2 separate regions of the Homo sapiens genome follow, and region 1 is linked to region 2. The links are chromatin contacts, found by Hi-C or POLR2A ChIA-PET in ENCODE. All regions are on one chromosome and are shown on one strand. The core of a region is the stretch at or near the end of the contact, and the rest is flanking DNA. Distances in the headings are between cores, read along the strand shown. Region 1 has its middle 35 kb from the start of LINC01913. Region 2 holds the start of LINC02898 (long intergenic non-protein coding RNA 2898).

Evidence for each region. Hi-C counts contacts between places; a loop is a spot of excess contacts on that map. ChIA-PET counts read pairs that join two places held with the same protein, here RNA polymerase II (POLR2A). Pooled maps may share reads with other maps.
Region 1: a map with no recorded cell type shows a loop between it and region 2 (7-fold over the local background). The contact joins the enhancer-like site here to the promoter of LINC02898 in region 2. A Hi-C loop is called at or near these places in 3 of 37 single-sample maps with no recorded cell type and 4 of 50 pooled maps. POLR2A ChIA-PET finds 5 or more read pairs at or near these places in 1 of 52 experiments (PC-9).

Annotation. Positions count from the first base shown.
Region 1 is chr2:41,839,705-41,844,499 of GRCh38, reverse strand. No RefSeq gene overlaps it. Among named protein-coding and RNA genes, the nearest start is that of LINC01913, 35 kb to the left of the region's middle. Within about 2 kb of position 3,144, at least 19 of the 41 ENCODE cell types and tissues checked have a DNase peak (open chromatin) inside an H3K27ac peak, as active enhancers do.
Region 2 is chr2:41,952,061-41,956,802 of GRCh38, reverse strand. It overlaps LINC02898 (long intergenic non-protein coding RNA 2898), which reads left to right and starts at 2,997. Exons shown (of 4, transcript NR_161189.1): 1 at 2,997-3,076; 2 at 3,495-3,815. LOC124905996 (a long non-coding RNA gene) reads right to left here. Exons shown (of 3, transcript XR_007086296.1): 3 at 3,754-4,192. RefSeq lists silencers at 961-1,040, 1,051-1,100 and an enhancer at 3,122-3,261.

The DNA.
Region 1 (4,795 bases), core at 1,895-4,394, 110 kb after region 2:
TCCTGAACCCTCCTGTGTCTCAGTTTCCTCACTGATTGTTGAAAGGAGTAAACGAAATCATTTGTGTGTGGGTTTGTGTGTGTATACAATACGGGTTTCAACGTAGTTGTAATAATATCAAACTGTTTCTTTTGAATCTTATTTTCTTTATTCAATGCCCCATCATACATATTTTCCATGTTATTACACATCTTTACAGTGTCGATATTCATTTAACCATTTTCCTATTTTTGAATATTGAAGTTGGATATTGGCTTCCAGGTTTTCTTGATGCAAAAATCTTTGAAATTATTCATTTAACTAGATTTTCAGAAATTAAATTGCTGGGTTAAGGAGATTTGGATACATATTGCCAAATTATTTTTCCAAAAGGCTTTAACTAATTTATTCCACCACCAGCAACAGAGGACAGAGCAATTTTTGTCATTCTTAAGTATGTCATAAGCCATATTCATACTCCAGCCTGGGCAACAAGAGCGAAACTTCCTCTTAAAAAAAAAAGAAATGCATATTATAATTTGTAACATGACAATTTTATAGGTGAAAAATAAAATCCCGGTTTAAAATTTTGTATGTTTTTTTATGACTAGTGAGATTGCATTTTTTTCAAATGTATTTTCCAGTCTGAGATCCATTTTTGTAAGTTGTTTGTCCGGTATGGCTCCAGTGCATTATTCTGTTGGGTGTTAGAATACAGAACATCTTCAACATAGATTCAGTTTGGTGTCCTGATTGTGAACATGACTCCATTTGTGTTATATGTGTGTGATTGTATTCAACTAGGAATATGTGCTTTTTGGCTAATGTACAAAATGCTGGGTGCGCCAGAGATGTGTCTGAAATTCATGGGATGAGACTTTTACCTATTTCTCCTTCCACAGACTCTTTAGTTGTAGCTGGAGAAAAGGCAAGTGAATTCCTTTTGGAGCTGGGTAGAAAGGGCATGGAGTTAAGGGTCACGAAGTCAGCACATTCCCTTGTGGAATTGTGCCTGTAATCTGCTGATTTCTACCCTGATTCTCTACCTCTCATTTTGCCTGAAGTGACACTGTCCCTAGACCAGTCCGTGGCCAGCCCACATCATTTCTTTTAGGGTTATCTGAGGATCTGAGGTCCATGTGTTTCACAAGTACCCACAGGATGTGCCCACCATTTCCCTGCAATTCAATTCCAAGTCTGCGTTCTGAAGTAGAGGTTTCAACCCTGGGAGATACTTGTGGGTGTTGGAAGTGAGGGGTGGGCCTGGGGAAGGACTGAGTCATGAGGGTCACCAGGGCCTCAAGGAAGAGAAAGTTTCACCAGCTTCACCTCTTCAGAAGGGATCTCAGCCATGCAGATTCTTGGAGGGAATTAGGAGGCTTTTAAAGTTACAGAGATGTCCTCAGCTCTGAGCAATGTTCTGAGGAGTAAAGTCGTCATCAGCCCATTTTGGCCCTATGTGGGCATCCTCTTTCCCACTCTTTCCTCTTGGGAGGAGGGACTCCAGTTTCACAGCTTGCCAGGGCTTTGGGCTTGTAGTATGGGAAGAATATGGAGCTAGGTGGAACTCTTGACCATAAGGATTTCATTTCCTGGTGACTTGAATCTTTAGGCCCAGAGGCTGTTCAGAATCTAACCAGCTACAACAAAATTGGGACTTGAGGGGGATTAAGAAAAACTTGGCTTTAAAAATTAGAATTAACAACAAGAGAATGGTTAAATGAGTTCAGGTATAAAAGACTGCAATAGTTAAAAAGAAATAAGGATACAGACATAAAAAGATCTTTGAGATGTACTGTTAATTGAAGAAAACAAGTTGTAGAATAAATTTTAAAATACAATCATGTTTATGCAAAAGAACAACAACAAAAAAACCTAGCTTTCTCCCCGCCACAGGTACATGCATGAAACCATACCCAGGAGGTTAGGAAGATGCCACACTCAATGGATGACAGTGGCTGCCTCTGGGGAGTGTGTGTGAAGGTCGACCAGACCTTGCACTTTGTTTTGTTCACATTTTAAAAGATAATGTAACTACGTCTTTCTGCTGTAATCAGAAATAAAAAAAATAGAACAACTGGCTTGAAAATCTAGGATGCAAATCCTTCTGCTTATCTGAGACCCAGGTGGTCACTGGTTCAGTCCTGATGCAGAGCAATGGCACTGACATTGAAATTGCACTCAAAGAAACCGAGCTGCAGCTCACCATGGACATGTTGTAGGATTCCAACCAGGAAGTGCTCTGAGCTTCACAGGGTTGCTGTGAGTATTAAATGAGATAATATATGAATGTGCTTTGCAAAAGTTAAAGTGGGAGACACATATAAGGTAGAAATACTATACTGTGTCATTACATTCTTGTACTAGCTCCCAAAGTGAAAGTGGGATAAGAATGCAAGCACCACAACCCGATGAAGTAGATATTATTATGATCATCTCCATTCCCCAGCTGAGGAGTTAAGTTTTAGTTAATTTTCTATTGGTCATTCGGCTGTTCAGCTGCAGTCAGAACTTGAACCCAGGCTCCCTGCTGTTCTCAACTGCCACTGCATGTTGAAGCACTCGGACACATTTACAGCCATGTGTATATATATTTACCGTTTCCTTCTTGGAGCAGTTCTGACAAAGCTGAGATTTAAACCTCCAAGAACAAATATATGAAACTGATTCTAAGCACTGTAGAGTATTTATGATGTGTTTGTGCTAGGCATTGTAGGAATAACAAGTGGCTAACATTTTCTGATCATCTGCTGTGTGCAAGACCGTCTTCTAAGCGCTTTACATGTATTAGTGCGCACAACTTTATGCAAGAGGTACTACTATCCCCACTTTACAGTTGAGAAAAATGCTGCACAGAGAGTTTAAATATCTTGCTCAAAGCAAAGACGTTTAAGATATGGTCTCTACCCTGAGTCCAATATGCGTGAAATAAAACAATGGAGAAGTGCTGCAATGCAGCTATTTACAAAGTTCCAAGGGCGCTCAGAGAGTACCATCCCTGCAGGGGAAAGCGAAGCACTTCGTGTGAGATCCTGAAAGTCCGGGGTGAGCCACTTCAAGCAGGGGCGGGGCGCGTGTGCAAGGCCCTGGGCTGAATTAATGAGAACCCGATCTCATGTTCTGGGTCAGAACCGAGCTCCATCCGGACTGCAGCGCAAGCCAAAGAAATGCAGTGGCTGCTGTCCCGGCTGGGCCCTTCTGCATACCCCGGGGGCATCGGGCCAGGGAGCCGTGCTCCCCTTGGGCCGCGGGGTTGGTAAGCAGCAAACCGAGCTGAAGCGGCCAAGAACCCTCCCGTAGGGCAGAGTGAGGATTGGCGGGAGAGAAAAGCCTAAAGGGACTGTAGCAATTGGCTGCCGCCTTTTCCACCGTAGGAGGATCGGGCTGACACTCCCAGCGTTGGGACTTATTCAGGTAAAGATTATGTCTGGAGCCCCATCTTGCTTCAGAGACCTCCCGTTCTGCGCTTATCACTGCGTCCCCGGAAACCAGACGTCCCTTAAGAGACTTAGCCAATTATCATCCACGGCCATTACCGTGGAGAGCCTAGCGCTGTCAGCGAGTTTCTGATTGGCTGTTGCTGGAAGGGGGCGGGCCCGGAGAAGAACCGTGCAGCGTGCGGAAGGAGCCCTACTTGCCCACCGTTCTCTCCAACTCAGGACGGACGGCGCCGCCAAGTGGTCTGTAGGGGTAATGCCTCGTGCTGTTGCCCCGCAGAGGGCGGGCTTGGCTTGCCAGGCTCCTGGAGAGGAAAGCCTTTTAACCTAAATGAAGTAGAAAGAGAAATACCTAAACTTGAATAGGAATCAGTCGTGCTGAATAAGAGAGCTCTTAGTCAGAATGCGTGTCGTCGGTTCCAGCTCCACATTAACTCAGTTTCCTTTCTTTCCTGAGCCTCATCTGTCAGATGGGGATAATGATAATACCTATCTCCAAGGCTTGCCATGAGGTTTCAATGAAATTAATATGTTTAAGGTTCGCACAGTGCCATGCGCATAATAGGTACACGATAAGCAATAACTGGTGGGGATCAGTGCACTGGTTAAGAGTGAGCATTCTGGGTCAGTGCCGTGACTCACACCTATAATCTCAGCATTTTGTGAGGCTGAGGCAGGAGGATTGCTTGAGTCCAAGAGTTTGAGAGCAGCCTGGGAAACATAGTGTGACCCTCTCTCTACAAAAAATAAAATTATCTAGACGTGTGATGTGTGCCTGTAGTCCCAGCTACTTGGGTGGCTGAGGTGGGAGGATCACTTGAGCCTGGGAGGTCGAGGCTGCAATGAGATGAGATTGCACCACAGCACTATAGCCTGGGTGACAGAGTGAGACCTTGTCTCAAAAAAAAAAAAAAAGAAAAAAACAAAAAGAATGAGAATTTTGCCGTTTGAAAGAATACCTGTTGAGTCCCAAGCCTGCATAGCACTAGCATGGTGAGATTACATAGCCTCCCTGTCGCAGTTTCCTCATCTGGAAATGAGACTAACAATAACACCTACTTCATGGAATTGTGGTTTAATTGTGGTACTGATAAAATACCCAATACAAAGCAATCAGTAAATGTTGGCCCCTATTATTCATATCATTTATGAGGAAGGGAATAATGATTATTATTTCCCTTCTTCCTCCCCCAGGCAATAGGCTACTTCAGCCTGAGTTGGCCCTTCTGAAAGAGGAATAGTGGCTTGCTTTGTCTGGAGTTAGTCTGTAAACCTATCACACTCACACGTATGAACATAGGACTTGGAAAATCTCTATATCACACTCTTGCCCACAGTTTACATTATTCTTTTAGGCACTGTTTTCTTAAGCCCCGTTG
Region 2 (4,742 bases), core at 1,748-4,247:
TTCTAGAAATTAACCCCTCATCAGCTGAGCTCCTCAACAGGTGGGCTCCCTGGATAAGTCTTATGTTATGAGTTTTATGTGTCTAAGAAATTTGCATGCCTTTTTCTTTAATTTTTAAAGGCTGAGGGGTCATTTTCCAGCATTTGCCCCTGGACCTAAGTGTAGGCCAACCTTGTGGCTTACTTGGCCCTGATCCTCACCTTCAGGGTAACCCTTCCTTCTCCCTGGTAGCCTCAGGCCAGGGCGTGGCTCTCCTGCTTCCTTTCCATTGACACTGAAGGTGGATCTTCCATGGATTTTGGATCCACACCATGTGGCTGCTCTGAGGTTTCTGGGTTTGTTCTGGGAGAACAGAGATTGGTTGTGCCTCATAGTGCCTCAATTTACAGGTATAAATCAGGGGACAGGCAAGAGACTGACATACTCTCTGCAGGCAGTTAGCAAAGTAAGATAAGGTAAAGTAGCCAGGGAATTCAAGACAGAACTCTTAGCCTTTTTTGTCCTTGTGGTCTCCATCTTTGATAGTTTTAGACGCAATCACTGTTTAACTAACCAATCAGTATTGTGGCCTCAATTTTGTGCATTAGTTTCTTGATCAAAATGTGAATTAAATGAGAACAAGTTAAGACTTTTTTTGCTTGTTTGTATTCTCTTCTTTTTTCAAAAAAGAGATCTATTTTAAGGTGGCTAATTTATCCATGTAGAACTCCAAATGAAAATGGCAATGGAAAACTTCACTTTGATACTGGGATAAGGCCATCTGTTTGAATGTTTGCCTTTGTGAATCAAAGCAAGCAGTTGATTGCATTTGATTGACTGGACTATTTTTTTTCTAACTACTTGTGGTGCTCTAGAAACACAGCCTAAGGCCTTTGGCAGAGGATGGAGCCTGTGCGTGCATATGTGTGCACGTGTGTGCATGTGTGTGTAGAGAGTGGCATGTGAAGAAGCACTGGTGAAACAGAGAATAAAAAAGCAGAAGTGCCTGAGTACCTGCTCTGTGCCAAGTGCTTTCTTGCATTTAGCCCTTGTAACAAACCAAGGAGACAGATATTATTAGCATTGCATATGAGGAAACTGAGGTTAAGGAAGGCAAAATAGTTTGTTGAAGCTCCAGTACCAAGTAAGAGGAAGAACTGTGGCTCCAAATCAGTCTGTCTGACTCAGAAGGTTGAGCTCTTTTCATTTTGAGGAGGGAGGTGGGAGAGAGAGAGGAAGAGAGCCAGAGGAGGTAGGAATATGGAGAGAAAAAGAATACCCCAGGGACAGGGTCTAAAAAATCAATACATAATGAAGCCTGAGCCATGGTGCTAACTCTGCCCCTGACTGTACATCTGACTTGCAGACACTTTATAAGTTGGCTCTCTCCTCCTCCCCACACCCCGTCCTTCCCATCCTCCCTTTCTCATTTTGCCTGGTGGAGGCCTGACCTGTCATGATGCTGCTGGAGTCCGGGTCTCCTCCATCTGTAACTGGGCTCTCACGGTGATGGTGGGGAGGCCAGGACCCTGCTTAGGGGCCACTGCCCGGGCAGGAGGAAACTCCCTCAGCCTCTGTCCTGAGCTGGGTCACCTGTGGAAGGGTGCCCAGGGCCCAAAGGTGAAGGAGGGCTGGCGCGGCTTCTTTGCCCAGGGCTGACCACTCCCAGCATCTCAGGCCAGCAGCCACCCAGCACCATCTGCCTCATTTCCTGTGCTTCCTCCTAGTGAGTGGCAGCTTGGACTCTTGGCTGCAGGCAGTTCTCCTGAACCGGTCACCAGGGCTCAGGATGAGCTATCCAGATGCATCTGTGACAATGTGGCTTTCATCTTCATCACAGTTGACCCCGTGGGAGGAAAGCCCCCTTTCTCCCACTTCAGCCCACATCTCTCTTCCCAGAACAGCAAACTGCCACCCAGGAGGGACTGCCGCTTCCCTGGTCGTGGGAAACTCTGCAGAACCTCCTCTCCTGAGCACTCCTGAGCGAAGAGCCAAGCCAGGGTAAGCCTGTGCATATAAGGCCTCAATTTTAGATTAGATTCCCAAATTTAATTTCCTATTCCTTAATTTAATTCTGCATTTTAGTTTTGTTTTTATTATTTACATGGGTTCCCTTTAATGATTCCAAATTGCTGCTGCCCTCTAGCAGAATTTTGTCTTATGTTAACTTCTTGAAAACTGATCAGCATTGGAGTTTATTCCACGCTGGGTTTAGTTATTTTCTGAAACGAAGCACAATTAAATTAGAATAATGAACATGCTCTTTAGAGGATTAATTCATAATTAGCAGGCCATGTGCTACAGCTCACAGAAGAAAGGGCACAAGGATCGAAAGCTGTTTTTTTCTGCCTAAATATGAAAAGTACATTCTGCAGAGCAGAACAAATCAGCTAATGACATCCAGAGCGCTGGCCAGCCCCAGAGCAGCATGGAGCTGGCACCTTGAGTTAGCGCAATCCCCACCGATGCTGCTGCCTACCTTTCCTCCCCGAGAAGGCTGGCAGCGGGCAATTTGCCTGGCTCTTCTCTCCTCAGCACAGCTGATAGAAGCCACTGTGGACCTCCTAAATTCTACCCCCAGGAAGCCCCAAACTCCACAGCCTGTGGCTTCACAAGCTTCATCCTCAGAGCTTCCTACAGCCCATTCACTCATTCATTCTTTCATCCAAGGAATGTTTTACTAGCTCCTGCTATACACCAGGCATCCATGGGATGGCCCACCCTCGGGATACATCAGGGAAGAAAACATACAAAGACCCCTACCCTTTTGGAAGTTATACTTGAGCAGGCAGAGACAGACAATAAATGGTAAAAATAATAAGTAAATTATGTATTATGTTAGAAGGTGATGAGTGCTAAAGAGGAAGGGGGGTTGAGAGTGGTGTGTGTGTGTGTGTGTGTGTGTGTGTGTGCGCGCGTGCCTGTGTGCTTTGCAGTTTTAAATAGGATGGGTCATGGTAGGCTTATGGGGAAGGTTTCAATTGAGCGAAGACTTGAAGGAAGTGAGAAAGTGAGTCACTTTCAAGCAAGTCACCCAGGTCAAGCCTGTTCTAGAAGAAACAACTATAGCAAAAGCCCTAAGGTTGGAGTGTGGCTGGTGAGTTCGGGAAGGATGGGGCCAGTGGGGGCTGAATGGAGGGAGTGAGTGGGAGATGAGGGGGACCCCATCAAGTGGGGCCTTGGGTTTTTCTCCGAGAGAACTGAAAGTCAGGGCAGGGTTCTGAGCACAGGCAGGACGTGGTCTTTTACTAAAGGATCTCTGGCTGCTGGCTGAGAACAGACTTTACAGGGTCAGGTAGATGGAAGGATGGAAGGTGGGAGACCTGTCAGAAGGCTCACAGCTTAGGCCTCTGAAACTCCAGCCCCAGGTTTTCCCATACCATGTTCTCTGGGCCTGCCAAAGTGCTGAGCTCAGGCCTCAGAACCAGGCACAGAGGCTTAGAGTCTCCTGCAGTCCCCTTTCTCCCAGAAGGACCAGTATATTTATTTTTTTATTTTTTTTATTTTTTAAACAGCCAGAGCTCACACATGGTGAGGATGTCCAGACCATTATTCCTCGATTGGGCCTGGAGACCCCTCTGCAGCCCCTCCCAATCTCTCCCACTGACCTACGGACCAGAAGGCTGGATTTTGCAATGGAAGGGAACTTGCAGGCAGCAGACAGCTCTGCACTGTCCCTTTGATTTTCCTCAGGCACCTCTGAGAGGGAGACACACTCTCAGCCAAGTACCCAACAAGGGACATGAGAAGGCTTCTGCTGTGCAGCTGCCAGAGAAACAGGGGACAGATCAAAGCAGGAGAGGACCAACATCTGCGGTAACCAAAGCAAGGACAAGGTACAAACACATTGAATGAATAAATAAGCAGATGAATGACTGATGGGTGGGGGGAATGAATGATTAATGCATAAATGAATGATTGATGAATAAACAAATGTATAGCCTGGAGCTGGCTCCTGCTCCCTGCTCTTTGGGTATCTTCTCTACTGGGAACCGAAGATTAAAGATGCTCCCGTGACCTTCACCTCTGGAATTCCCTGCTGGAGTTGGGATTACACCTGCTTCTGAGCCCAGAGGTTGGGGAGGCTTTGGCTTAGGATCGGTGGCCCAAGGCTGCAGAGATGTGCTGGCGGAAGGAGGCTGGAAGCAACTGGGGCTGGTCTGGAAGACCCCTGGGCAGCTTGTAGGTTCTGAGTGCGGAGAACTCCAAGGATCTGAGAGGAGAGAAGGGTGTGTTGGGAAGAGGGGAAAAGGAGTGGTTTAGTTTTTCCTTCCTGGTTCTACACGGGACATTCTGCAGATGCTGGGCCTTGGGTTGGTCTCATTCTAGGGCCTGTAAAGATACAGAAGTCTGTCTCAATGGAGCATTTGACTGTATTATCCCAAAAGGCAGGAAGATTTCGGTAATCGAAATTGTCAGAAGCTTCCCCAAAAGGGGCAGGCTGGTGAAGACTTTAGCTCAGGCCCAGGCACTGGCACCACCCAGACGCTTGATGTGCCCCCACTTCCAGAAGTTTGTCTTATAGTGTGGCCAGATCCCCATGCCTCTGGGGGAGAAGTACCCTACTGGGGGAGGGTTTGAGGAAGCAATGTTTAAAGACCCTGGGTCACATGGCTTCACTTCATTTTGGAGAAGCATCTTACCTGGGAATTCCCATAGAATCTAGTTTGGGGCCAAAAGACTGCTCCTAAAGAGTGCATGTACACAGTCCACTTTATGTTCTAGACTTTGATAATCATAATCAAAATGGCTTCCATTTATTG